Regions from separate parts of the Homo sapiens genome. Here all the other regions are linked to region 1. The links are chromatin contacts, found by Hi-C in ENCODE. All regions are on one chromosome and are shown on one strand. Each heading gives the region's core, a stretch centred on a gene start or an enhancer-like site at or near the end of the contact. The rest is flanking DNA. Distances are from core to core; before and after follow the strand shown.

Region 1 (5,683 bases), core at 1,913-4,412:
CCCTGCAAACATGAACCACATAAAAACTCAAGGTGTCAAATTAATACCTCACAAAGCACTCTTTATAGTGGAGATTATTACAAGGGACAAAATCGGACATTACATAATAATCATGAGATCTGGTCATTTAAAAGTGTGTGGCGCCTCCCTCCCCTCCTCCAACTCTCTCTCTCTCTTGCTCCTGCTTTTGCCACGTGAAGTGCTTGCTCCTGCTTCACCTTTTACCATGAGCAAAAGCTTCCTGAGGCCTCCCCAGAAGCTGTTACCAGAAAGGGGTCCCGATCCAGATCCCAAGAGAGGGTTCCTGGATCTCGCCCAAGAAAGAATTCAAGGTGAGTCCACAGTGCAAAGCAAAAGCAAATTTATTAAGAAAGTAAAGTGGTGAAAGTACAGCTACTCTACAGACAGAGTAGGATATTCCCAAAAGTAAGAAAAGGAATGCATCCACCCTAGGTACAATACTCGTTTATATACAGGATAAAAAAGATTATGGGGAGATGTGCTCTGCTACAAGGGTTTGTGATAAAGGATTAATTTTCTTAATTACTATATCTTGCAAGAATTGATATTATGATCTTTAAAGCAAAATTAGGAATGCTTCTGTTCTCAAGATATTGGGATATCACGACACTCCTAAGTCTGGGTCTGTTCAGTAAAAACATCTAGAGGCTAGAAATACCTAATTTTCTGAGAATGCAGCCAAGCAAATCCCAGCCTCCTTTTTCCTAGATTTTTCCTATTTTTTCAAGATAGAATTGCTCTGGTTCGAACGCCTCTGACAAATCCGGCGCCATGCTTTCTGTACAGCCTGCAGAACCATGAGCTAATTCAAACCTCTTTTCTTTATAAATTACCCAGACTCCAGGTATTTCTTTACAGCAATGCAAGATGGCCTAATACATGGTCTGCATTGCTTAGGAGTCTCATGTTGATTGCAGTGTCCTCAGTGGTTTCTGAAGGAAGGCTAACTTATCTCCCAAATCCTGCTGGTGATGCTGATTTGCTCACGTATGTCTGTGGCTGGTGTAACTTGCATTTTTGTCTCTCTCATCTTGGTCAGAATCTGGTACTCCCTGGCTGACTCAGCCTCAGCCCATGTGTGCTAGCTTCTGCAGACCCCTCTGAATCTGGGCTTCATCCTCCCTTCAGCCCCTGGCCAGGGTTGTCCACTCCACAGCCTCAGCTGCAAGGTAACCTAGTCCTTATCTGGCTTAAGCTTGCCCCATGGTAGCACCCCTGGCTCTTGAATCAGCCACTTTCCATACCCTCCAACCCCTCCACCTTCCTCAGAGAATGCAGCCCCTTGGGGTCTCACCTACAACACAGCAATAACCAAGATCAGCTCTTGAAAGCAAAATCCCTCATTTCTAACCATCTATTTGCCCACTTTGTAGACGATAGCATGATCCGATAGACATGGAGAACATGGTGATTCAAGTAAAAGGAATGATCATTACAAAAGCTTGTTCCTTGAGAATGTGGAAGGGCATGGGATCCAAGTGAAGGGTGTTAAGGAAAAAAAATTATTCATGGCATTTGTTAAAGAACGGTAAGGCAGACTTCATTCAGGACCATCAAGATAGGTGTAGGGACCACTGCTATGGGGTTTTGCAGTGAAGGGAGAGAAACTGGGTTCCACTCCAAATACAACAACGAAAAGTGGAAATTTATAGCCAAGGAGCAGGGTGGGGAGCAATGGACGGAAAATTACTAAGAGGAAACACCACGGGTAAGGGGGTATTGTGGCTAAATTGAACTAACAGGATTGTTGGTGAAGGTGGGCCAGGGTGACTAGACATCACCTGGGGGATGAGGAACCTAACTGAGATATTGATGATGGGAAATTCTAACTAAACTGACTTAGCAGGATTCTTGTTAAAATTGCACAATGCAGCGACAAACATGGCAGTCTAAAAGTCCCCTGTCCAGGGCTGTCTACTCCACAGCCTCGGCTGCAGGGTCACCTAGCCCCTAGCTGGGTTAGGCTTCCTTTATGGCATGATCTTTAGTTCTTGAATCAGCCACTTTCCACATCTTCCCTTCCATCCTCAGGGAATGCAGCCCCCTGTGAGATCACCTACTTAACAGCAAGAACCAGGATCAGCCTAAACTCTAGCACTCCCTTTGCCAACTTTTTAGATAATAAATACAGATAGAGGAACATGATAATTCAGGAGAAAGCATAACTGCAAAGGATGATCCCTTAAGAAGGTGGAAGGCATAGGATCCAGGTGAAGGGCCTGGTCTCAAGTAGGATCCTGTCTCTTCCTCCAGGGAAGCAGCCAAGATTATAAGTGCAGGTCTACTGCTGTTGGGAAGTGGTGTGAATTCTTCTCTGATTGCTTCTATTTTCTCAAGGGAATATCAGTGAATATCATGAGAAAATTGGGTGCTGGTGCTTGTGGAGGGATCTTGTAAGTAGACTAGACAGAGAAGGTACACTTGTGGAGGGTGTACATTGTTTGTCTACTTGGCGGCGGGGGGACTGCCAGGAGAGTAGGGAGGAGAGAGTTAATAGCTTTGGGTAAGCTGGCTAAGGAAGGTGAATGGTGAGGAACGCGGTTGTGGTTAGTGGAGAGGAGGCCTCCTTGAGGCTAAAGGCTGTGGATGCTGGGGCACTGGAAGAGGTAGCTGTTAGGACACGATCGGGTGCTGCCCGTTATGAGAATGGGGGATGCAAGAAATGGACATCGTGGAGGGGCGCGGTCTTTCCTGAGGCCCAGGGCATGACCGCGGGCAGAAGAGACTTAAGTGGGGGGAAGGAGACCCCCCCGAGGACGGAGAGGCGCCGGCCACGGCCTGGTCAGCCCCGGGGGCGCTGAGGTCGCCGAGGAGGATCAGCGGTGTGAGGGCTGCGAGGACAGGGCGTGTGCCACGTGAGAAGCGTGTTCAGAGGCTGGCTGGGTGGGAGGAGAATGTCCATGGGATTGGCACAGGTCTCGAACATGGGGCGGCTCGGGCAGTCGCGCAGCAGAGCCTGACCCTCAGCGGATCGTCCCTCAGGCGTCAGCTCCCAACTGCAGGGAAGGGAGCCTGCGGCGGACCCAGAGGAAACAGGAGCCGACCTCCCCGGGCTCCGATGCGCAGGCCCAGAGCCCGTCAATCCTTGGCCAGCCCCGCCCTCCGGGCTGCGTTTTTCCGGCGGCGCAGGAACTTCCTGCGCGGTTGCTATGGTTCCGAGGGCAGGACTATGGGAGGCTGCCCTGTACGGTAAGTTCGTCGGGGCCTTTCCGGCCGGTACCAGTCCGAGCTCTGGTCCCCACGGTCATCACGCTTTGCTTTCTCAGCCAAGATCTCGGGGCTCAGGGCGGAAACGCAGCGGATATGTATTTTCTTCCGGGGTTGGTGGCGCTCGGCTCTCATGACCTGCAGGTGACAGTGTTGGCCGGTGGCGCGGCCCTGCTTGCCTCGTGCCCCGCCCTTCGTGCTTGAAAAAAAATCCCGCGAAGCCTTCTCCGAAAGAACATGCTGGTTCTTTGGTTGTCAGTGCCTTACAAGCCCTGGAGGCGGGGGTGAGGTGGGGATGTGGTCCCTCGCGAAAACTCAGTCAGTGGACAATAGCATTCTGTTTTTCAAATTGGCATTTCCTCGGTGAGGCTGCTAGGTACCCTAGCAACTGGTATTTCTGTTTCTCTGATTGGTTTTGTCATCTTTCTCCACGTGTTACTGGGGTTCTATGGACCTTTATCAATGTATTCTTTCATTACAAACGTCTCTGAATCTCATGGTAGAAAACTTGGTTAGACTGTTAAAGCGTAATAAAGGAAACCAATCTTATCCACAGTCCGATCACCCAGCCGTGACCATTAATCATATTCTGTGATAAATTTCCTTAGATGTTTTTCATTCGTAAAGTTGCATTTTAAAAAATGAGATTAACATTGTTTCATGAACATTCCGCTTTTTAAACTCAGCTTCACACTTTGAAAAATCATTTTCATAGTATTACTCTGTTTTAAAAACAATGCAAACGTATTGTAAGCTGTTGAAAGTTTCAGTAAAACTTGAGCGCAAAATACTCAAATACTCAAAATACCATGATCAAAGACAAACATCACCATGCTCCCTAATGAAGGCAGAGCTGTGGCATGTGTTTGTTTCACTCTTTTATCCTGGCACCTGGAGGAGTGCCTAGCACTTAGTGGATGCTCAATAAACATTGTGAAATAAAATAATATTTACACCCGGTCATTTTTTCTTTATATATAATCAATCATTTCATAATGGAGTGTAATATAGGAGCAGTTTTCTACGTGATTTTTTATTTGGCATTTTGTACTCAGTACTCAGTCTCCTAGAGTCTCCTAGTACTCAGTCTCCTAGAGATGAGAATTGATTAAAGAGTAATGAAATTATAAAAATGAGTAAACTCAGCCATTCTTAGGAGTACCAAAAACTCAAAAGTAAGTCTCTAAGCAAATGTCTGGTTAATAATAGAGTGCTGTGAAAACTATGTCAAACGCTGCAATCTGATTACTTATTGACAAGGAACTTGAAACTGAAGATGTAATCTTACCAATCATTGAAAACAATTTTGAGAAAAGAATGTTTCAAGGAAGTAATCAGCCACAATCTCATGGTGACAATCTAGTGGAGTAACTATGTCATAATATTAGCTGGTATAGCAACAGTAAGTGCCTAACCACATTCAGCATACAAGAAATATCTCTTCAGTGTCGCTACACCACTGGCATAAGAACTTAAGAGTAGACACTGGCAGACACACATGTCTTACGATCTTATTGAAGGAGTTAAAAATCACTTACCCTGGAATTGTAACTTCATGGAGTCAAAACAATGAAACTAATTAGGTAGATTTTGAAAACTTAGCTATTAAATTCCTCATATTCTTTATTTTCAAGGATCATTTAAGGTTATGAAAATTATTTCTAGAAATGAAATGCACAGCTTGGCTTTACTTAGAGTTCTTGTATTACATTTTTTTATCTTCATGCCTGGTAATGGAGTACTTATATGACTTTTATATCTTGGGATAGCAGATAGTGACATTTTTTCAGACAAGTTCTCATATATGTATGTTGTCACGGCTTTACAATTTAAGCATCCAAAAGATCAGTTGTTTCATGTAACAACTCTCTCTTTACAATTTATTTTCAGGAAAAGAAGAAGAAATGGCAGTAAAGAGGGCAACCATCATTCCACCCAGCCCAAAAGGAATAAGAGAAACCCTATCTTTCAGGATTCTCAAGATACAGAGGTAGCAAGTATGGTCAGATTGCCTCTATTTCATTCATTGCCTACACTAAATTATCCAATTTGTGCTCCATAATGAAAAGAAATGTATTATTCCAAGAAACCTTCATAAAAGTTTTCTTGCTTGATTACAGTGGCTTTTGAGCTGGAGCTTTAAATTATGATATAGTATCTCACAGAAAATGGAAAAGAAGCACAGAAAAACTTTGCTAAACATAATCAGGAGGAATTAGCCCCTGTAATTTTGTCCCCTCATATGAGCAGGGAATAGTAGTCTTACTTCCCTTCTTTTTATATGGAAAACATATTTTCTAGTACATAGTGATATGTTATTAGCTGGAAGGCAAGTCTTGCTTTCTCAGTGAAAAAAAGTGAAAAATTTGGGGCAGTCTCATGATTTTTGCAAAACTTTAATGGTGCTGGAAAAAGAGTTTGAAGTTTTTAATTTTTTATTGATATAGAATAGTTG
Region 2 (5,683 bases), core at 1,568-4,067, 1.8 Mb before region 1:
TTGGTGTTTTAGACATGAAGTCCTTGCCCATGCCTGTGTCCTGAATGGTAATGGCTAGGTTTTCTTCTAGGGTTTTTATGGTTTTTAGGTCTAACATTTAAGTCTTTAATCCATCTTGAATTAATTTTTGTATAAGGTGTAAAGAAGGGATCCAGTTTCAGCTTTCTACATATGGCTAGCCAGTTTTCCCAGCACCTTTTATTAAATAGGGAATCCTTTCCCCATTGCTTGTTTTTGTCAGGTTTGTCAAAGATCATATAGTTCTAGATATGCTTCCAAAGCTCTCTTAACCTTGTTATTTTGGGTTCTTATGAAGGCTTCATTATGTAGACATCATGAGCCATTGGTGATCGATTCAACCTTTAACTCCTCTCTGCTCCAATCTTCTAATCATGCCCTGGTCTTTGCCGTGAACAGCCCACATCCTGAAGCTATCTAGGGGCTGCCAATCATCAGTCATCTTATTAGCATACAAAAGACACTCTTATCTCTCAGGATACTTCAAGGGTTTTAGGGGCTGTATGCCAGAAAAGGAGATCAAAGAGCAAATATATATTTCACAATATCACAGTAAACAATTCCATTTACCATAGCGTCAAAAATAATAAAATAACTTAGAAATAAATCTAACCAAAACTATAAAACATTGCTGAAATAATTTAAAGAAGATCTAAATAAATTGCAAGATACCCAGTGTTCATAGGAAACTCTGTTTGTGGGAAATTATGCCCTCTGGAAACTCTGTGTTCATGGATTGTAAGACAATATTGTTGAGATAACAATACTTCCCAAGTTTATCTGCAGAGTCAGTGCAACCCTTATCAAAATCCCAACAGTCCTTTTGTTCAGAAAAGGAAAAGACAATCCTAAAATTCATATGAAATTGAAAGGAACTATGAAATTAGCTGAGCATGGTGGTACATGCCTGTAACCCCAGATACTCAGGATGGTGAGACAGGAGAATCGCTTGAACCCGGGAGGTGGAGGTTGCAGTGAGCCGAGATTGTGCCACTGCACTCTAGCCTGGGCGACAGAGCAAGACTCTGTCTCAAAAAAAAAAAAAAAAAAAAAAAAAAAAAAGGAGCATGAGTAGCCAATACAATCTTAATAATATTTTCAGAGAAATCACACTTACTGATTTCAAACATACTGCACAGTTACAGTAATCAAAAAATAAATGTGGTTCTTGCATAAAGATAAATTAAAAACGTGGTTTTTGCATAAAATTCTATGAAATAGAATTAAGAGTCCAGATATAAGCCTATACATCTGTACTAAATTGATTTTCAACAAGTATGCCAAGACAATTAAAAAGGCTAAGAATTGTCTCTTCAACAGAAGGTGCTGAGACAACTGGATATCCATGTGCAAAACAATGAATTTGGTCCCCTTCATCACACCATACATAATAATTAACTCAAAATGGGTCAAAGACATAAATATAAGAGCTAAAAACAAACAAAATTTTACAAGAAAATATAGGGGTACATTTTCATGAACTTGGATTTGGCAGTGTTTATTTAGGTGTGACTCCAAACGCACAACCAAGTTTTAAGCTTTTGTGCATCAAAAATACTATCAAGAAAGTGAAGACACCCCACAAAACGGGATAAAATATTTTCATATCATATATCTGATAAGGTTCTCTCATCCAGAATTTAAAAAGAACAATTAACAGCCCTGCTACAAACAATTCATTTAAAAAATGAACAAAGCACTTGAAATAGACATTTCTCCAAAGATACACAAATGTCCAACAAGCACACAAAAAGATGCTCATCCTCATTAGTCATTAGAGAAATGCAAATTAAAACCACAATTAGGTACCACTTCATACCCACTAGGATGGCTGTAACGATAAAACTGATTGAATCACTTCTAAAATGTCTTTCTCCACAGATTTATGATCTCACAAATTCCTGTTTTAATTATAGCAATTGTTCTAAGTTTAGTGTCTAGGTTATTCTGTTCAAGTGAACAGAATAATTCATGCGCAAGCACAATTTATAGGTATTTAACAATTAAACGTCTGAAGATAGGAGGCAACGGCAAAATTATGAAAAATCCTAATGCTTAATTTTATGAAGCTACTACAAAACATGTTCTCAGAAAATATCTAAAAAATTGAGCAAATGTTTATTCTACATGGAAATGAGCAGGACATGAAAGTGCATATTCAAAATTATCCAAGCTTTGTAAGAGCTTAGAAAAAAGGAAAAGGAAATAGTGTTAATATTTCACTGTGAGCCCTGGAAAATGGGAGGCCGGCTTAGTTAATTATTTTCTCTTCATGTCAATTTTCTGAATTTTACAGTGTCAATATTGTGCATGCAATTCTTTTGCAATCAGGGGAAAAGAAAAGAAATCCTCAAGAAGTTAAGTCTGGGAATGACAAGTCAGTAAAAATTACGTAGATTGGGTCAAGATGGCAGCCTGAACACTGAGCAGTAGCGCATTTCTCTTGTCCTACCACAAATCCCCTTCAATGGAGGGTGGGGGGACGCGGGGAGGGAGGGGAAAGGAAAGGGCTAATTCCTGAAAGGTGGAAAGCAGAAGGGGCAGGGGCGCAGAGGGTTGAGGTTAGGTGAGGGGAGGGGCGCGTGCTAAACCAGAAGAGGTAAACCAATGCAGTGAGAGAGAGGTGGTTGTGGGCTCCACAGCTTCTGATTTGGAGGAAGCTGCGAGACCGAGAGCCTAGGAGCACCTTCCACGCCCAGGGCTGTGGTACAGGTTGGTGGGGGAGGGGCGCCACGCGGTGTTTGGCAGGAAGGGGAGGCCTCTCTACTGACCGGAAGCTGCGCTAGAAAAAGAAGGAGGAGACTGCGGCGCAGCAGCGACTAGTGGGAGTCCGATGTGGGAGAGGGGCTGCGGCCACCGCCACCGCCGCCGCCACCAGGAAGGCGGAGGACGCAGGAGCCAAGAGCAAGGGACGCCGCCACGGTCATCTTCGCCTGCCCCGCCGCCCTCTTAGAGACACTCATTGCCTATGGATCATCCTCTCCCAGCTTTTGCAAGCACCGGGCTGCTCGCCCGCTGATTTTCCTCCTCCATAGGCTCACTGCGGAGGCAACGGCGAGGTGTCCGATTTGTGCACTTGAGGCCCGCAATCCGGGACGGTGGGGAATCTGCGCCTCCTGGCCGGGTAGTGTTGGAAGCAGGGCGAGGGGAATGGGGAAACGCTTCGTATTTCACCGAACCGCAGATCTTAGCCAGACTGAGCTGGGGAGGAAGGTTACTGCAGGCACTCAGCCAGGGTGCCTTGATTTCCAGCTTTGCTATCTAGCTTTCGGGAAAAACAGGTGTGGGTTTACTGGGTGCGCTGATTAGGAGAAAAAGCTCTCCGTGTTATGCATTGATTTTGTTAATTTCCTTTCTCGGTCCACCTGGCAACTGTGCTCCTCTTCGCAGGCATGAAGACCCCGTTTGGAAAGGCAGCTGCAGGGCAGCGGTCCAGGACGGGCGCTGGCCACGGCAGTGTGTCTGTTACCATGATAAAGAGGAAGGCTGCACACAAGAAGCATAGGAGCCGACCCACCTCCCAGCCTCGGGGGAACATCGTGGGCTGCAGAATTCAGCACGGATGGAAAGATGGAGATGAACCTCTAACACAGTGGAAAGGAACCGTTCTGGATCAGGTACCTGTAAATCCCTCTCTGTATCTTATCAAATATGATGGATTTGACTGTGTTTATGGATTGGAACTTCACAGAGATGAAAGAGTGTCATCACTTGAAGTCCTTCCTAATAGAGTTGCATCATCTAGAATCAGTGATACACACTTGGCAGAAATAATGGTTGGCAAAGCAGTGGAACATATTTTTGAGACAGAGGAAGGTTCCAAAAATGAATGGAGGGGGATGGTCTTAGCTCAGGCACCTGTCATGAACACATGGTTTTACATTACCTATGAGAAAGATCCTGTATTATATATGTACCAGCTCTTAGATGATTATAAAGATGGTGACCTCCGCATCCTTCAAGATTCCAATGATTCTCCTCTGGCAGAGAGGGAGCCAGGAGAAGTCATAGACAGCCTGGTAGGCAAACAGGTGGAATACGCCAAAGACGATGGCTCCAAGAGAACTGGCATGGTCATTCATCAGGTAGAAGCAAAACCCTCTGTGTACTTCATCAAATTTGATGATGATTTCCATATCTATGTCTACGATTTGGTAAAAACATCTTAGAGGTCATCTTGAAATTTGCCAAATATATGAGACTCTAAATCTGTAGACACAGAAAGTCTTGATTGCTTTCCAGTTTGTAAGAACCATCTTCTCCCTTTTTGCACGTTTTGCTTGGCAAAAAAATTGGAACTTCTGCCCTCTCATACGTTTTTGGAAGAAACCTTTTGCCCATCTGTCCAACCTTTTCACTGGTTCCTCTCCGCAATTTAACTGATTAGTGAGAAGGGTAAAGTCTGACATCCATTGGCTCATACTTTTTTTTATCTTGGGTGGTGTTAATAGATTAAAGGTAGCTGAACACCTCTCACCTCACTCTTTTTGGCACTTGGACTCTACACTCATTGAGGTGTGAAGCTTGCTGAGATATCCCATGTGACTGGCTGGGTAAGTGTCTTTGCAATCTCAAATCTCCCCCAAGTGGCTTCAAAAATCTAACTTGGGAAAGAGTGGGAAGCCCATTTTGGTCTCTTGTTCAAGTTGCATTCTCAGTTCTAACTGTACTAAAAGTAAGGCTAATAATTTTGCTCTCTTTCCGGTTCTTTCACCTATTGCTCAACTGTTTTAGAATTAAGAAGGTAATTACTTTGCATTTTAGTACCTAACCATAGGCTGAGAAACCTTGCAAAACTGATAAGAAGACAAGCATTTGGGGACCAAACTCCAAGTGGAGAGATCAAGATTTCTGGTGGAGCTTAAGTGAAAGGTTTTAGTCATCAGTGGCATTAGGGTCTCTCTTGTCTCCAATAGCTCTGGCTGGTATCTGCAGACATGGAGTAGGTTTTAACTGATAGAAGCTGTGCAGGCAGACTTTAGCACAAATGGTCTTTGCCAGCCCAGAGGAGCATTAAGCCAGGCTCTAGCTAGAGCCCTCAGTCACAGGCAAAGGCTGGGTTTGGCTGGGTTTGGACAGATCTGTCCAGAACCTCAAAATGAAAGAGGAGAAACCTAGAATCAAACTGAGATACAGATTTCTTTGCTGTGCTAAGAGAGACTCAAGTTTTAGATTTGATTCTTAGGAGACTGAATTCAGAGTCCCAGCATGTGAGGTGGGCAAGGCACTTGTGAGAACCAAGAATGGCTGAAAGCAGGCTATACTTCCTTGCAGGGACTGGTGGGCTCATCTATTATGGTATCCCAGCAGGACTTGGAACACAGTCAGTGGTAGGTAATCTGTAGGCTTAATGATGTTTTAAGTGCTGGCATTGGTAGATAGAAATCTAATAGATTTTTGTTAGTGTTTGGATTTTTAACTATCCTGTTTCTTGGCTGGCCCTAAGAAACTTATATGCAGATAAGGGTGAGTTCTACTGTGGCAGAAAAGTAAACAATGGAAGGGCCTTTGAGCTTTCCATTATTAAAGAGCCATTGGCGGAGGTTAACCAAAGCCTAGGAAAGAAAAGTTGAAGTACAAGCATGGTTTTTGAGAGAAGCACCTGGCCAAAACCAAAGCTTTCTCATTGAGGTTCTCACAGAAGCTCCATTAGCAGTAACAGCCT
Region 3 (5,683 bases), core at 1,313-3,812, 1.7 Mb after region 1:
GCGGTGGCTCAGGCCTGTAATCCCAGCATTTTGGGAGGCCGAGGTGGGCGGATCACAGGGTCAGGAGATCGAGACCATCCTGGCCAACATGGTGAAACCCCGTCTCTACTAAAAATACAAAAACTAGCCAGGCGTAGTGGCACATGCCTGTAATCTCAGCTACTCAGGAGGCTGAGGCAGGAGAATCGCTTGAACCCGGGAGGTGGAGGTTGCAGTGAGCTGAGATCGTGCCACTGCACTCCAGCCTGGCAACAGAGCGAGACTCTGTCTCAAAAAACAAAACAAAACAAAAAAGAGTTAATATGGGCCGGGTGCGGTTGCTCATGCCTGTAATCCCAGCACTTTGGGAGGCTGAGGCAGGTGGATCACCTGAGGTCAGGCGTTCGAGACCAGCCTGGCCAACATAGTGAAACCCTGTCTCTACTAAAAATACAAAAATTGACCAGAGTGGCTCATGCCTGCAATCCCAGCACTTTGGGAGGCCAAGAGGGGCAGATCACCTGAGGTCAGGAGTTCGAGACCAGCTTGGTCAACATGGCGAAACCCCATCTCTACTTAAAAAAATAGCAAAAAAAAAAAAAAAAAAATTAGCCAGGCTTGGTGGCACGCACCTGCAACTCCAGCTACTTGGGAGGCTGAGGCAGGAGAATTGCTTGAACCCGGGAAGCAGAGGTTGCAGTGAGCTGAGATCAAGCCACTGCACTCCAGCCTGGGTGACAGAGTGAGACTCTGTCTCAAAAAAATAAAATAAAATAATAAATAAATAAATAAATAAGTAAATAAGAGTTAATATGCTCACAACAGATCCTGAGACATGGTATGTGAGTTAAACAGTACTACTGGGTATGAATGTTTCTCATTCATAAGAACCATTAGGTTTTAAGGTCCCTGAAGCCTCAACCTACCATCTGCAGAAGGAGCAGCCAGAGGCTCCCTTTCCTTTGCTTACAGGGGTCTGGGGTCAAGGTCATTAACCCAATCTCCCACTGTCTTAACTTCCTGAATGGTGGTCTGGAGTTATTCTTCTGGGTGCTTGCCAAGGCCCATCTGCGGGTCTTCCTCAGTCTCAGTGGCAGATGAGGAAGCAGTGGTTTCCCCAGGCCAGAGACATCTCCACAGCAGGTTCCTCAACTCCACCCTGCCCAATGGACCCTCCTTTTTGACTCAGAGGCCCCCAGAATGTGGGGTGGGCCTTTGGAGCTGACTGAAGGACTCCAAGGGGATAGGGTAGGGCGTGGTTACCGCCCAAATTTAGCCTTTAGTCAGGGAAGGGGGTGGTGGGGGAGTAGATGGTTTGGGGACGACTGGACCTCAGACTGGGTCCCTTGTAAGGATGTGAGGGCAGGCTCAAGAGGGGTTTCCTCCGAGTCAAACACATTCACTCCCCTCCGTCTTCTGGTTTTTAGTCCCTGCCAGGGGACCACACAGGTGAGTCCAGGTGAAAGGAGCAACCACAACTGCCGGCCACCTCTACTCCGCGCCAGACGAAACCGCCCCAAGGGCGCCGCACTTTACCGCCCTCTGTGACCTGTCGCTGTCACACACCGAGTGAGTGTGAGAAGACGAGACCTCGGGAGAAGGAGGGCGACAGCGGGCACCAAGATACACAGGTCCTTTATCCATACCTCCTAACAGCCACCCGCTATGGGCCGGGCCTCCGTCCTCCCAACTGCCAGCTCCACTGGAGACACTCCAACCGCACTGGGAGCGCCTTGTGAGCAGGACACGCATGCGCGGGTAGCACCTCCACCAGCCAGCCGGCTGACCCCGCCGGGGACCTGGCAGGGATGGGGAGCGCATGCGCAGATGGCGCGCACCGCTCCCAAAAGACAGGGTGTGGGTGGCGACTAGACTCTGGACCTGTGGATCTCGGTGCCCGCTGTCGCCCTCCTTCTGCCGGGTCTCGTCTTCTCATGCTCACTCGGTCAGGTCTATAGTACAGCCTCGTACTGGAGTCTTAGTGTAAGTCCTTCCGTTTAATCAGCAGTCCCTCTAATAAAGAAAATGAATGAGTGAATAGCAAACATGGTAAATCTAAGGTGACTTTGCTTAAAGCGGGTGAGGCCAGTACATCGCCACCCAACCCTTGGTTCCGGAGCAGGCGTCTTTTCTTCCTCACCTGGAAGTGGCAGAAAAAAAAGAACTTGTCTTCTGCCCGTGCCCGATCAGGGGCTCCCCACTGCACCCCACATCCCCGCCTTTGGGACAGTCTCACATGGCGAAAGTGGCCTAGGGTGGAGGGCACTGCACTAAGCACGACCCTGACTACTGACTGACCGCTTTTTATAGCCCAGGCACCTTGCAGACATGATTCGTTTCGGATAAGTCAAGTATTCATATTCCCACTTCACAGTGGAGGAAATTGAGGCTGACCCCAAAGCCGCCCCTTTAGTGGGTGCGCGATCAAGACTTATTACATAAACTGCCTTTAAGAGATGGCACCACCACCCCGCGGGCCCCCTACTTCTGGTTGTTGCCCAATCACACTGGCAGGGGTTTCACTGGCAGCTGCAGCCCCGCCCGGCTGACTCATCTTCCCCAAAGCCGTTTAATTCTGTTCCAAGTCTTTCCTAACTCGACCTTGGCGGGCGCGGAGCGGAAGGCATTATTGTCCTCCCGATTTGGGGCCGGGGGAGTTGGAAAACTAGTCTAACTCCCGGGCTGGAGAGCTAGGAAGCCCAAGAGGGCCAAGTCCTGGCTGTCTGCCTCTGACGACGAGCAAGGTGGAGGCCCTTGGTTAGCAGGATGGGTGGTGAGGAGTCCGGGAAGGAGAAGAAAGGCTCAGCGCGGCTTGCCTGAGCCTCCCTCCTCCCAGCTCCCGGCCCCTGCTGCCGGCGGCTGTCACTCCTCGCTGTGGTGCCAGCTGGCTCCCGCTTCCTCGCCTTTATTCCTACCTGCTTGCTCTCCTGCCTTCCTTCGGGCTTTTCACATCCTCTTCTTTTCCTCTCTTGCTCCCCTCCTGTTTGCCTTTCTCGACTTTCATATCGCCAGAAGATGGTCGTCTCCCTCCCGTTCCTCCCAACTCTGAATAAAAAACAGAAAACCCAACTGGTCCTATAATGGCTTCCCTAAGTCTACAGATGACTCCTGGCTTTCTAGCTCACCTGCTGGGGGGGATGTGTAAACCATGAGGTGATTTTTCCAAGACTGTGAAAGGAAGGTGGATATAAGCGGAACTGACACCGTATACTGATCACAACACTTACTGATTCCACCGGAAGATACAGGTTTATTGCTATGTCACACATATGCATTCATTCACTTAGCAAACACTGCCATCTGTTCTATGCCAGGCTCTCTGTGTTGCGTAGCAAGAATACAGAGATCAGAATAGATCCTCAGTCTCTCAGGTGGGTAAGTGTTGGTTCAGAGCTGTGGGACCCTCAGAAAGGGCATCGCACCATCCTGGGGGTTATCTGTGGGGTAGGGTTGCCACATTTAGCAAATAAAAATACAGGGTGCCCACAAGTCTGAATTTCAGATAAATAACAAATAGTTTTACAATATAAGCATGTCCCAAAGATTGCATGGGGTTACTTATATGAAAAAATTATTCGGCCGGGCACAGTGACTCACACCTAGTACTTTGGGAGGTCGAGGTGGGTGGATCATCTGAGGTCAGGAGTTCGAGACCAGCCTGACCAACATGATGAAACCTCGTCTCTACTAAAAATACAAAAATTAGCCGAGGGTGGTGGTGGGCGCCTGTAGTCCCAGCTACTAGGGAGGCTGAGGCAGGAGAATTGCTTGAATCCAGGAGGCAGAGGTTGCAGTGAGCTGAGATCGTGCCACTGCACTCCAGCCTGAGTGACGGAGCAAGATTCTGTCTCAAAAAAAAAAAATTCATCTTTATCTGAAATTCAAATTGAATTACTGAGCATCCTATACCTCATCTGGCAACACTACTGTGGGGGTATCAAGTAGTGTGTTGTTACTGGAAAGTGTCGTGTTATAGAGGCCGAAGTTAGCCAGCAGCCATCGGATTATGGAAAGCCTTAAAAGTGAGGAGGTGGGGGCCGGGCGCGGTGGCTCACGCCTGTAATCTCAGCACTTTGGGAGGCCGAGGTGGGCAGATCACCTGAGGTCATGAGTTCGAAACCAGCCTGGCCAACATGGTGAAACCCTGTCTCTACTAAAAATACAAAAATTAGCCGGGTGTGGTGGTGGGCGCCTGTAGTCCCAGCTACTCGGGAGGCTGAGGCATGAGAATGGCTTGAACCTGGGAGGTGGAGGCTGCAGTAAGCCGAGATTGTGCCACTGCACTCCAGCCTGGGCGACAGAGCAAGATTCCCTCCAAAAAAAAAAAAAAGTGAAGAGGGGGCACTGAAGGGGTTTGAAAGCAAGTGGGTAACAATAAAAATTGGGTTTTAGGAAGAGGCTTCTGCTGGTTTCTTGGATGATCCTTTTAAGAGCAACAATAGTGGAGTCTGACCAGTTGCAATTGTACAGGCAAGAGATTTTGGATGGTGATAATAGGAAAGTAGGTGGGAGGAGGTGCCAGATCCAAAAAGTATGTAGGAGTTAAATCAGCAGGACTTGGCAGTTGCTTAGATGGGGTGAAGAGGGCGTGAGTCCCAGGATCTGGCTTGGGTGTCTGGGAAGTTAGTACTGCAACCAATTGAGATACAGCAGTTTTAGGGGGCAATGATTGAGTTTAATTTAGGGCATCTGGTGTAGAGGGCCAGCAAATTATTTGCTATATGATTCTGAAGTTCAGTGGAGAAGATGAGCTCAAAGTAGAGACTGGGAAGTCCTCAGCAGAGAGGGAGTATTGAAACCAGGAGATGGATAAGCTCCCCAGAGAGGGGGCAGAAGAAAAAGAACCCAGGGAAGAGACAAAAGAACAATCAGGGGAGTACAAGAAACCAGGAGAGTCAGGCTTCCTGGAAGCCAAGTGGGAGTTTCTAGGAAGAGCAAGTGATGAATATGTCAAATGCAGCCAGAAAGGTCTGATTACACAAAGCCTGAAAAATTACAGTTGATTTAGGCAACGGTAAAGTCACCATAACCTGAGGCTGTCATCCTTCAGGTTCATTCAGACATCAGCCCCATTTATTCAAGTGGCAAACACTCAGCCAACATGCGTCCTCAGCATCCTCTCAAACGCTCGCCACAGTAATTTTCATGTCCCCTGCAGTCCTTCAGCGTTTAAACCAATCATTCAGATTGTGCCCCAGCTCACTCAGAAATGACAGGCTCTGTATAATCATCACTTGGGGTTCTTCTTTTCCCCTCACATAGATGATGATATAATTGGGATTCTTTATATTTGTCAATGTCACCTCAGAGCCAGCTGGAACCAGTGCAGCTCTGTCTTTGCAGAGGTAACTGCAGGTGCCCACAAGAGTTAAATGGGTTATCTTGTGGTTTTTATCTCCCAGGAGTGAAGACCACCCAGGAGTAAAGACCACCTTTATTCTTCTCTGTTTCCTGGCAGGGCTAATTTGACACAATGCTGCGTGTTGCTTGTTTTGGTGTCCTTGCTGGGCCCCTTTGCGCACCTCTGGCCCTCAGGTTCCCATGAGACATGCATCCAAACTGTTGAGTATGTGCGTGTAAAGGTTGACATCACTTTATTCCCTATTTTTTTGTGTGTGTGGAGACAGGGTCTTGCTATGTTGCCCAGGCTGGTCTCAAACTCCTGGGCTCAAGACATCCTGCTGCTTCAGCCTCCCAAAATGTT
Region 4 (5,683 bases), core at 1,307-3,806, 1.6 Mb before region 1:
TCTATACAAACTTCTCTAGTAGAGTTGTGATTAAATAAATTATAACATGCAAAGCCCTTTAGAAAATTGGCACATAAATCTTCAGTAAATATTGGCTATTATTACAATTATCAGTGATTTGAATCACTTGGAGGGGAAATTATGTAGCTACTGCACTTATTGTTTTGTTCTTTTGTTTTCTTTTCTTTTTCCTTTTTATTTTTTAAAATTATTTATTTATTTATTTTTTACACCGAGTCCCGGTCTGTCGCCCAGGCTGGAGTGCAGTGGCATGATCTCGGCTCACTGCAATCTCTGCCTCCTGGATTCAAGCGATTCTCCTAATTCAGCGTCCCGAGTAGCTGGGATTATAGGCACACAACACCATGACCGGCTATTTTTTTTTTTTTTTTTTTTACTTTTAGTAGAGATGGGGTTTCGCCATATTGGCCAGGCTGGTCTCGAACTCCTGACCTTAGGTGATCTGCCCACCTCAGCGGCACAAAGTGCTGGGATTACAGGCGTGAGCCACTGCGCCCGGCTGCTCTTTTGTTTTCTATCTGAGCAATTTTCTCCCTACTCCCTGCAACCTTCCACTCCACTACCCCTTTGAATAGAGGTAAACATGTGAGAAGTAAAACTGTATGGAATGACAGGGAGATGCTTTCAAGTAAAATAGATTTCTATTTTTTTTTTTCTATGCATTACCACCAAACCCAATGTCTAAAACTTTTTTGGTCGCCAAAGTTGTCCCATCATTCATTGATTTATTTATTGAAATATCTGTTTCACTCCTATTATGTACTAGGCACTATGCCTTGGCCATCCATCCCCTACAGCTCTCAGAATAATTCCTACCCATTGCAAGGGCTTCATAAAGGTTTACTGCACGAATGAAGAAAAGATGCTTCTCTCCTTTGAATTAAAAGGATCTATAAAACTTGGGTCAGATTCAGTTTTATAATTTGCATTCTATAAAGTTCATCTAAATATCAGAGATTCCTTTTCTGATAGTAAGAATAGGAATCTTAAAATACAAATAGTAGCACTTGATGGATATTGGAATGAAGTATATGCTCAGCATAACATTTAAGGCCCTGAAGCACTTTATCTTCACCTCCTAGTCCTTCTTGTAGATTCAAAATTATAGCCAAGCTGTTTCCAGAAGAATTCTGCCTTTTCTCTGGAAACCCTCGGCCTGAAAAGCATTCCCTGCCCCTCCACATGGCAGATGTCACTCAACCTTTAAGGCCCACCCAAAGTTCCTCCTTCCTTTTTTTTTTTTTTTTTTTTTTTTTTTTTTTTTGAGACGTAGTTTTTTGCTATTGTCGCCCAGGCTGGAGAGCAATGGCGCGATCTCGGCTCACTGCAACCTCTGCCTTCCAGGTTCAAATGATTGTCCTGCCTTAGCCTCCCGAGTTGCTGAGATTACAGGCGTCCACCATCACGCCTGGCTAATTTTTGTAACTTTAGTAGAGACGGGGTTTCACCGTGTTGGCCACGCTGGTCTCGAACTCCTGACCTGATCTGCTCACCTCGGCATCCCAAAGTGCTAGGATAATAGGCGTGAGCCACCGCGTCCGCCCCCCTACTCCTCCTTTTTGATGGCTCATGATTACTACCAGGCAGTGACTTGGTCCATCCTCCACCCTTCCTGAATACCTTGAACAAGCAAACATTATGGCACTTGGATTTGACTATCACATTGTAGCTTTAAAAAAAAAAATTCAACTCTCCTGCCTTACACAGAGAAAGACATACACTTCTGAAGGCTGGCCTTCAACAGATGCTTTTTATTGGCCTTGAACCAGCCTTTTTTTTTTTAACAAAAAAATTTTCCAATGCACGCAAAAGTAGAGAGAATAATATAATAAATCCCTACATATACATCACCCAGCTTTAAATTATCAACTCATGAGCATTTTTATTACACTTTCCCTCCACCTTGGCACCAATGACTTACTTTCAAGCAAATCAAAAGATTCAAGTCTATTTCTTAGAAAATATAACTACAATTATTTCATCTAAAATATTACAAATAATTATTTAATGTCGTTAAATATCCATCATTTCATTCAAGCATATTTTGTGAAAGAGCTGCTTAATCCCTGCATGTTATTTTTTCTATTTTGAAATCATGGAAAGAACAGGGAAAAGGGGAAGGAAATTTGTGAGAATGCATAAATAAGTTTCAAAGAGCCTAGATGTCCTAGATGAGAAAGAATCTGACCTGGTTTAGGGTGGGAGAAATTTATTTCTCTACTTCTCCGGAGGAGGAGGGTGCGACTTCAGGCCGGCTGATGCAGGAGGAGGTGCGGAGGGTAGAGTGGTACTACCTCCGTTGGGAGTTCCTTCCGGATAATCCCAACGCGGAGCGAGGAGGCAGCGCTTTTTTGGAGGCTTGGCTTCCCGTGCGTTTCCAGGTGGGAGAGTGGATCTCCCGGAGGCACAAGGTTGGTCTCCCATAAGGATTACAGAAACGGGTCGTCAGTTTTCTCCGGTGGGCCCTGGCAAAGCCAAGAGACCTGAGATGGCGGCGAGTCCCCTCCAGGCACAGAGCTGGCTTCCTCCTGTTTCGCTCTTACCGTATTTCCTGTATCCTGAGACGTACATCCCTTCTCCGCCTCCACCCCTCCTCCCTACCCCATTCTATTTTAATGTTTCTATTAGGATGGGTGTTAAAAACCGATGTCGTTATTTAATATAGTGTTTTTCCATCGCGCCCCACCCCCACTAAATGTAAATAAATTTATTGAGAATTTAATATAATTTATGCAATTTTAAGATGAGAAGAAATTCAAGTTTACCTTTAAGTGGTAAACTCTGAATGGCTTATATGTGTGGGAGGGACGCGGGGGTGGGCGGTAACCAAATAAATTATTGAAGAGCTTTACAAGCCAGCTGCAGATGCACATCACAGAGCTGTGAAACTAGCTACAAACATTTAAAAAGCAATATGCAAACATGTAAGTTGACTAGAGTGCAGAATAGCACACTAGCACAAACCATGGAAATTGAATGTGGAAAATGAATTCACCGTATGTCATAGAATCTAAGATCATTTTTTCTTTATTTTTTAAGCAAATTTGTAATTTTTGAAGGCTTATTATGTTTTTCCCCAAATTTGAATATCTAGGAAATCTCTGCGACCTAACAATTGATGGTACACTATACTTTAGTTGGCAGCTTTTTTTTTTCTTTCTTGTAGGTATGGAAAATAATGACCCATCTTACTAGTGATGATATGTTATATTCTATGATTTATGGTAACCAGAAGAAAGTACCACGTGTCTCAGAAGAAAAGGCTTCTGGAACTTCTTAGACCTTCATTATTAAAATAGCCTACACATCCATCTCCCTTTAGCTATGGACAAACTAGATCACACTTCTTCAGCTTTGTTCTCAGTGCTTTTTGTTTGTTTTTTGTTTTTTTAAATGGAGAGAGCTTAGTCCTTAATGCCAGAGTAGAAGTGCCTGTTAAACTCTGCTGTTTACAAGCTCTGAGCTCTTTGAGTAATTATTTAAATTCTTGGAACTTTGGTTTCTAGGCCATAATTTTTTCCTTGCAAAGGTGTTTCCATAACCAGGGATAATACATGTAAAGCATTTACTACTATAACTATCTCTTATCTCCACCCTTCTACCTTCCTCCAAGTAACCAGCACAGCCCTTTACACAAATTAGGTACTCAGTAAATATTTGGGAAATAAATGACCCCGTGGTTTTGTGCCAAATGCTACTAATAAAGACAGAAAAGTCAGATGTAGCTGTAGCTTAATGAAAAGATGTGAGGGAGGCATTGAGAGAGGCAATATTTTAGAGCTAGAAGAGTAGTTGGAACTAGACATACTGATGTGGGAGACAGCAACATAGAGGTGATAGTTAAAGACAAGGGAATGGATTATATCCCCAAGAGAAAATCTAAAGGAAAAATAATTGAGCTAAAAACAGAATATTGAGTAATTAGAGACAGATAGAAGAAAAGAAGTCTGCTGCAAAGGCTGAGAAAGAGTGGTCAAAGTCAGCGAAGAAGATTCTAACCCAGAGTTTCTCAATCTTGGTGCTATTGACATTTGAGGCCAAATCAATCTTTGTAGTGGTTGCCAGAGTTTACCGTTTAGCAATGTCCTAAGCTAAGCCTCTACCAACTATATGCCAGTACTACTCCCTACTCCTCAAGTTGTGATAACCAAAAAGATTTCCAAACATTGCCAGATGTCCCCTCGGGTACACAATTGTCCCCAGTTGAGAACCATTGGTCTATCCTTAATCCACCAAATTTGCTCCTTTCCTAGTTTTTTTTTTCTTTCATCTCAGTGAAATGTTATGCCTTCCACTCAGATATACAAGTCAAACTTTGGAGTCTTTATTTTTAGAAACTGAAGAATATTTTATTATTTATTCAAGTAAATGAAGTAACAATTTCACAGTCTTTTTACATAGGTCTCTAAATCTTCACGACTAAAGACATTAAGAGTTGCAGTTAAGTCGTTCTATAGCTATAGTTTTAGCAAATTAAGAGAAATATGTGCCTCGTTAGTAAAGTAACAGGAATTAAAAATTTTATCAACTCCAGCTAGGTTTAATTTACGGTAAACATTTGACTTGAGGTGAAAACAGTCCCAACTTAGAGTTGCTTCTATCAACATTGACTATTTATACCACAATTAGATTTATTTATTTATTTGTTTATATGCTTTGTGGTAAAGCATACATAACATAAACTTTACCATCTTAACATTTTTTAAGTGTACAGTTCAATAAGGTAAAGTATATTCTCATTGTTGTACAACCAATCTCGAGAACTTTTCCATACCTATCAAACAACTCTCCATTTTACCCTCCTTCCAGCTGCTGGAAACCACCATTATACTTGCAACTGGAATTTTGTTTGTTTTCATTATATTAAAACGGAGATCTAAAGCCTTTATTATTCCAGGTTTCAAAACAGGTTTTTTTTCCATCATCTTTTTTTTTTCAACATCAGTGAACCAGCTGAATGTGAATCATGAAGCCAGAAGAGGGCACTGTTAGGTTGGAGGAACATAGAGGCCAATTTGAGAAGTGCTACAGATCCAACTCTCATAATTTACAATGATCAAAAGATGACAATAGAAAATAAAACTAAACCCACCTCTGAGTGATAGTAAATGGTTTTCATTTAGTTTTTTAAATTGAGAAGTTGGGTGATTAATTTGATTTCTTTTGAAAATTAGCTTTTCTTTTTAAAATTTTCTTAATTTTTAAATTTTTTTATTTCTATAGGTTTTTTGGGGAACAGGTGGTATTTAGCTACATGAGTAAGTGCTTTAGTGGTGATTCGTGAGATTTTGGTGCACCCATCACTCGAGCAGTATACACTGAACCCAGTTTGTAGTCTTTTATCCCTCATGCCCCTCCCACCCGTTCCCTGAGTCCTCAAAGTCTATTTTATCATTCTGATGCCTTTGCGTCCTCATATCTTAGATCCCACTTATGAGTGAAAACATACGATGCTTTGTTTTCCATTCCTGAGTTATTTCACTTAGAATAATACTGTCCAGTTCCGTCCAGGTTGCTGCAAATGCCATTAATTCGTTTGTTTTTAAGGCTGAGTAGTATTCAATCATATATATATATATACACACACACACACACACACACATACATATATATATAACAATATTGTTATATATATATAACAATACATATATTGTTATATATA
Region 5 (5,683 bases), core at 1-2,500, 1.4 Mb before region 1:
TCGTGCTGGTAGTTGCAGAACTCTGGGTAGCTGGCGGTGGTGCCCATGGATTGGGTAGTGGATCGCGATTTTCTGTGCGGGAAGGCTGCGTACCTTCCCCAGAGGAGGAACTACTCCCCACGGAGGCAAATGGATTACCCCCAAACTGCTCTTGTGCGGCATTCAGCATCGGCTCTTGAATGTCAGTGTACATGCGCCGTAAAGCATTATAGCCACCTGGGATGCTTTCTAGATTGCTAAGAGCCAGGTCTTGATTTCTCATCATCTCTTGCATCATGGCTGGATTCCTGGCAATTTCGAGTGTCTGCCTCATTATGTCTGGGTTGTTGAGCAGGTGACTGATTTCTGGGTTTCTCTGAATCAATTGCTGCATCTGTGGATTAGCCATAATGAGCTGCCTCATCAGATCGGGATTCGAAAGCATGCTCTGAACAAAGGGATTTTCCATTATTTGGATCATCATCTCAGGGCTGGCCATAAGCTGCTGCTGCATCTGGCTCTGGAGCTCAGAGAAGTTGGTCGAGCTCAAGCCCAGGCTGCTAAGGCCTGCAAGTCCTCCCAGGCTCCCCAACCCAAACGGGTTGCTATTTGTGGAAATAGGTGTGGAGTTACTCCTGGGAGTCGACGCCGAGGTAGTGTTAGTTCCCGCGGCATTGCTAGGCTGCGTGGACTGGCCCTGAGGTCGGTTCTGGCTTTTGATGACAAGGTGAACAGTCAGCCCATCATGGATGCCATGCTGGATCAAGGTATCTTGATCTTTTAAGATTTTTCCGGCAAAAATCAGCACTAGCTGATCGGTTTGGGATTTGAAGCGTTTCGAAATCGCTTCCTTAAACTGCTGAACCGAGCTGTTCTCGGGCACCGCGAACTCCTCTTTCTCTTTGGGAGTCTTCACCGTGACTTTGATGATTTTAGGCTCAGCCGGGGCAGCAGCCGAGCCTTGGGCCGCAGCAGGGCCGCGGGAGGGGCGCGGGGGGCCGCTGCTCTCGCCATTCTCAGCCATGGCGGCCGCGGTGACGCAGGCGGGCAGGGAAGGCGCGGGCGGGCGAAAGAGAGAGCGCGAGGGAAGGAGGAAGGAAGGAGGCACCGCCGCAGCGGGCTGGGCCGGGTCAGGCGGGGAGCGCGGAGCACGGTACCTCTGTGATGAAGACTGCGGTTCCCTGGTCCTCCGGTGGAGAAAGGCCTGGGCGTAGGCCGCTGGCTGAGGTCTCCGCGCTCCGGTCTCTGGGCCTCCTCCGCCGCCGCCTTGTGATCCGACCGCGCGCACTCCCAGCAACTCTGGCAGCCGCTCCGCCTGCTGATCCCCGCCCCTTCCCCTCCCCCAGTTCCGCGCTCGCCTCCCCGCCCCCTCTGCTGACGCGGCGCCAGGCCTAGATTGATAGATTTGGCTCGGTCAAAATTAAAAACTTCTGCACTGAAAAGAAAAAAGGGAGAGAGAGAAACAAAGGGAGAGAGAGAAGAGAACAGAACAGTACAGAGCAGGCGAGGCAGAGAGGGTGAGACGGAGAGAAGGAGGCGGTAGAGAGTCAGCTTCTGTAAACGACATTAAAAGACCAATGGAGAATGTATATTAGCAATCTGTAAGGCAGTAAAAGGGTGAAAGCCTGAATCGAACAGATCCCACGTATAAGACGAAAAATGAATAATAAAGAACTCTGACAAAGCAAAAAGAAAAGAGGAACACCTCCAGTAGGGGAAGGGAAGAAGACAGAGCAGGAGCGTGCATTTTACAAAAGGAGTGCAAATGGCCAATAGACATTAAAAAAGGATGATTAATTTCACTACTAATAAAAAGAAATCAAGTTAAAACAATAAAATTCTACTTTTGGCTTATCATATTGGCAGGGAAAAAAATAATGGTAAACCTTCTTGTTGACAGGGACCCTAAAAAATGCCCTCTCAGGCTAGCTGAAGTGTGAATTGTTACAACCATAGGGCAATTTGAAAATATATATCAGCATTTTGAATGTTTCCACCTTTATTTAGAAATGCCTAACCTAGACACTTCGCCTAATAATCGGATGAGGATGCAAAAATATTTATGTATAAAATGTATATACATTGTAGCATTTTAAAATGTTATTTAAATATATTAACTATCTGTTTACATGAGATTAGTTGAGCACATTATCATATTACCATACAAGAAAATATAGAGTGTCTTTAAAGGTATACATGAAATAAACTGTAGTTATAGGGAAATCACAGAGTATTTTCAATTATGCCTTTGTATATTTCTGTACAGTTACAAACTATATAAGAATATATGTTCCAATATCAAAAATACAATAAATATATTTTTATTTTAAAAGCAATTTTTGAACAGTTTGTTGTATATGTAAACCGTATGTGTAAAAAAATCTGGAAGGCTATGCACAAATAAGTTAATGGCTGTTAGTACTGTTTGCTGAAATTATGAATAATTCTTATTTTCTATTTTCATAAGATTTTGAATTTTCTGATGATTTTTGTAAGTATGCACTACAGAAAGGTATTTTGGGGAAGAGTATGGGTAGAAATTGACAGGCACATAATAGTAGTGGCAAACATTGACATATTTACCTAATTTAATTACAGATTAAGTAAGAGCAATAAAGATGTAGCAATGCTGAGAAAGAGAACTTGAAAAATAGAAGAAATAATTTCAAATTTATCTATATATTTCTAACTCTAGGTTAAACCACACAGAAAATTCTTCCCCAACCCCCACCCTCTACCAAGCATCCACCAAAGCACCACTGCTTTCAACATTTAACAGCATTTCAAAGTCATTAGGTCACAAATACTTTAATAAATCTGAAGATAAGAAAAATATATATATACAGGTATGTTATATCCATCGATGGAGAAATGGAAGAATTAATATTATTTTACCTCTCTATTTTATTAATATAATTAATAAAATACAGAGGTAAAAAGATGACTAGCTTTAAATATGTTAATATGTATAGATCTAAAAAGCCAAATTAATTAGTATTAGGTTGATGCAAAAGTAATTGCGGTTTTTGCCATTGAAAGTAACGAATTGTTACTATTATACAATGGTTTTTGCCATTGAAAGTAATAGCAAAAACCGCAATTACTTTTGCACCAACCTAATACATGCCAAACAGCACTCTAATACATTCTTATGTATATTTGAAATATTCTTTTAGAAATATACCAAACTTGCACCCATGAGGAAGAGGAAATGGAATAGGATACAGGATAGTGAGTAAAGGGAACTTAAATATGTAAAAATGCTTTTTATCTTTAAAATGAAAGCAAATATGATAAAATATCAGCAATAGTTAATTATGGGTGGTGAGAATATGAAAATATTATAGGTAATCTTTAATTTCCATAGAATAAAGCTAGATATTAATAATCAAAGTATGAACAAAAAACCAACCATTTGATTATTAAAACATAACTGAATACTTTTGGGGCAAAGTGCAATGTTCTTATTAGAATAAATTTACAAAAATAATGATAATGAGAGCATATACAGCAATACTAATGCTAGGATTTTTCTACGTGTGATCTGAGAACATTGTTAAGAATGCATGTTTCTAGGCCCCACGCCAAACCTACTGAAATAAGTGGTGCACTGGAAGCTGCATTTGTATCAAGGTCCAGTTTAATATTATTTCATTTATTAAGTACTATGTGGATGAACTCAGAGTCAAATTTATACATTCAAAGACTTAAAATATCAAACAACAGATTGAAAATAAGGGAAGTAGGCATTCGAATAAAGAAGGCAACGGAAAATAAAAGGAGGGAAGTGAGGTGACAGCTATAGAATGATAAAAGCAAATATTAATGAATTAACAAACAGAAAAAATAAAATTTGTTAAGTAAATCTAAGAAAGTATTTGAAGAATCAAGTCAAATACACAAATCTTTATTAATTGGCGATTGTCTTGGCTGACAATTCCCTCACCAAAATACACATCAGAGGGGCAAAACCATACTCACCCTCTTGAGGAAACCTTCCAGAAACACACTTCTTTGCATTATCTTTCTTTACCTTAAAAATTATGTGATTGTGATTTTTTGACATTTTACTTCAAAATATATTACTTTTAATGTTTTAAGTTACAATGAAATAAAATTAACATTTTAGTAGTAGAACATACGTATCCTCATTAGGGAAAAGGACAGCATTAATTAGCTGAAACAAAGAAAGCACCAAGAAAAATATACGAACTAGTATTGTGTGAATACATTTAGTCACAGATGAAGGAGATTTTTTTTTTAATAAAAAAGAAATACGTTGTAAAAAGATTGGCTAATGACAAAAAAAAAAAAAAAAAGCCCTGATGACTACATTTCTAGGAAGATAGATATGGCCAAAATATATTCCAGAAGTAGAAGATCTTAACAAACCATGTAAGAGACATGTAAGAAAATGAACAAGGCCAGGTGCAGTGTTTCATGCCTGTAATCCCAACACTTTGGGAGGCCAAGTCAGGCGTATTCCTTGAGCCCAGGTTCAAGAACAGCCTGGGTAACATGGCGGGACCCCATCTCTACAATTTTTTTTTTTTTAAACTAGCTGAGCTTGATGGCTAGTGCCTATAATCCAAGCTACATGGGAGGATGAGGTGGGAGGATCGCTTGGGCCTGGGAGGTGAAAGTTGCAGTAAGCCTTGATCATGCCACCACACTTCAGCCTGGGTTACAAGAAAGTAAATAACTAGTTATTCTAAAAATCACCTTTCTTGTTCGTAGTGGCTGCTGAGCTTACGTTTTTTACCCTCTCTCTTTACCAAATCCCACTGAAGTGACAGAAATGAGAAAAATAATAACCCCCGAACAGTAAGCCTTGATCATGCCACCACACTCCAGCCTGGGTTACAAGAAAGTAAATAACTAGTTATTTTAAAAATCAGCTTTCTTGTTCATAGTGGCTGCTGAGCTTACGTTTTTTACCCTCTCTCTTTACCAAATCCCACTGCAGTGACAGGAATGAGAAAAATAACAACCTCATAACAGTTTTGAAAAGGTGGAAAGAGTGCCATCAATGAACTTTTAAGTTAAATATCAAAATAAATTCTAGATTAAAAAATGAAATCATAAAATTTGCAGAAATATATTAGGGCAAATATTTACATAAGCTAGGCATGATGGTAACCTGATGAAAATGACAAAGAAAAATCATGGATGGAAAAAATTAATAGATTTCATTAAATAAGAATTTTAAACTATATATCAACAATGTAATAAAAATTAAGCAGTTAAAGACAAACAAAAAAATTGCAACATATATAACGCATGAGATCTATCCATGACATACAGACACTTCTTACAAATTTTTAAAAAATGAACGCTCCAAGGGAAAAATAGGCAAAGGATGTTAACCAGTATCTTACAAAAGAAAAAAAAAGTCAGAATGAAAAGAAAAAGGAAAGAAGGAAGAAAGGGAGAAAAGGAAGAAAAAATATGTTATCTCCTTTAAATAAAAAAATACAAATTAAAGTAACTGTGAAATACTTTTTGTCTATAAAATTTAAAAGACCAATATAATATCCAATCTAGACATAGTCAATAAAGACTGCCTAAGTTCAAATCCTGGTTCTATTACCTCTGATTGTAAACTGCATGACTTTGGCAAATAACTTAACTTTTCTGTACTTCAGTATTCTTCATTTATAAAATGATGGACTATTTTGATAATCAAATAAATTAACGTATTTTA

The links. Hi-C counts contacts between places; a loop is a spot of excess contacts on that map. Pooled maps may share reads with other maps.
Region 2: a loop to region 1 is called in a map of chondrocyte, with 8 times the contacts of the local background. The contact joins the promoter of SPIN3 here to the promoter of VCF2 in region 1. A Hi-C loop is called at or near these places in 1 of 168 maps with a recorded cell type or tissue (chondrocyte), 2 of 37 single-sample maps with no recorded cell type and 5 of 50 pooled maps.
Region 3: a pooled map shows a loop between it and region 1 (4-fold over the local background). The contact joins the enhancer-like site here to the promoter of VCF2 in region 1. A Hi-C loop is called at or near these places in 6 of 50 pooled maps.
Region 4: a loop to region 1 is called in a map of naive thymus-derived CD4-positive, alpha-beta T cell, with 17 times the contacts of the local background. The contact joins the promoter of NBDY here to the promoter of VCF2 in region 1. A Hi-C loop is called at or near these places in 1 of 168 maps with a recorded cell type or tissue (naive thymus-derived CD4-positive, alpha-beta T cell), 8 of 37 single-sample maps with no recorded cell type and 13 of 50 pooled maps.
Region 5: a map of heart left ventricle shows a loop between it and region 1 (9-fold over the local background). The contact joins the promoter of UBQLN2 here to the promoter of VCF2 in region 1. A Hi-C loop is called at or near these places in 4 of 168 maps with a recorded cell type or tissue (CD8-positive, alpha-beta T cell, heart left ventricle and naive thymus-derived CD4-positive, alpha-beta T cell), 6 of 37 single-sample maps with no recorded cell type and 20 of 50 pooled maps.

What each region holds. Positions count from the first base shown.
Region 1 is chrX:55,158,664-55,164,346 of GRCh38, reverse strand. It overlaps VCF2 (VCP nuclear cofactor family member 2), which reads left to right and starts at 3,162. Exons shown (of 3, transcript NM_001166701.4): 1 at 3,162-3,210; 2 at 5,119-5,218. The coding sequence starts at 3,191. RefSeq lists enhancers at 2,373-2,873, 2,874-3,374, 3,200-3,499.
Region 2 is chrX:56,992,675-56,998,357 of GRCh38, reverse strand. It overlaps SPIN3 (spindlin family member 3), which reads left to right and starts at 2,817. Exons shown (of 2, transcript NM_001010862.3): 1 at 2,817-3,142; 2 at 3,409-5,683. The coding sequence starts at 3,411. The coding sequence ends at 4,187. RefSeq lists an enhancer at 2,786-2,885.
Region 3 is chrX:53,437,855-53,443,537 of GRCh38, reverse strand. No RefSeq gene overlaps it. Among named protein-coding and RNA genes, the nearest start is that of HSD17B10, 6.3 kb to the right of the region's middle. Within about 2 kb of position 2,562, at least 25 of the 41 ENCODE cell types and tissues checked have a DNase peak (open chromatin) inside an H3K27ac peak, as active enhancers do.
Region 4 is chrX:56,726,116-56,731,798 of GRCh38, reverse strand. NBDY (negative regulator of P-body association) reads right to left here and starts at 2,556. Exons shown (of 3, transcript NM_001348129.2): 1 at 2,210-2,556. The coding sequence starts at 2,445. The coding sequence ends at 2,239. RefSeq lists an enhancer at 2,436-2,515.
Region 5 is chrX:56,559,194-56,564,876 of GRCh38, reverse strand. It overlaps UBQLN2 (ubiquilin 2), which reads right to left and starts at 1,250. Exons shown (of 1, transcript NM_013444.4): 1 at 1-1,250. The coding sequence starts at 1,003. RefSeq lists enhancers at 254-313, 324-523, 920-1,547.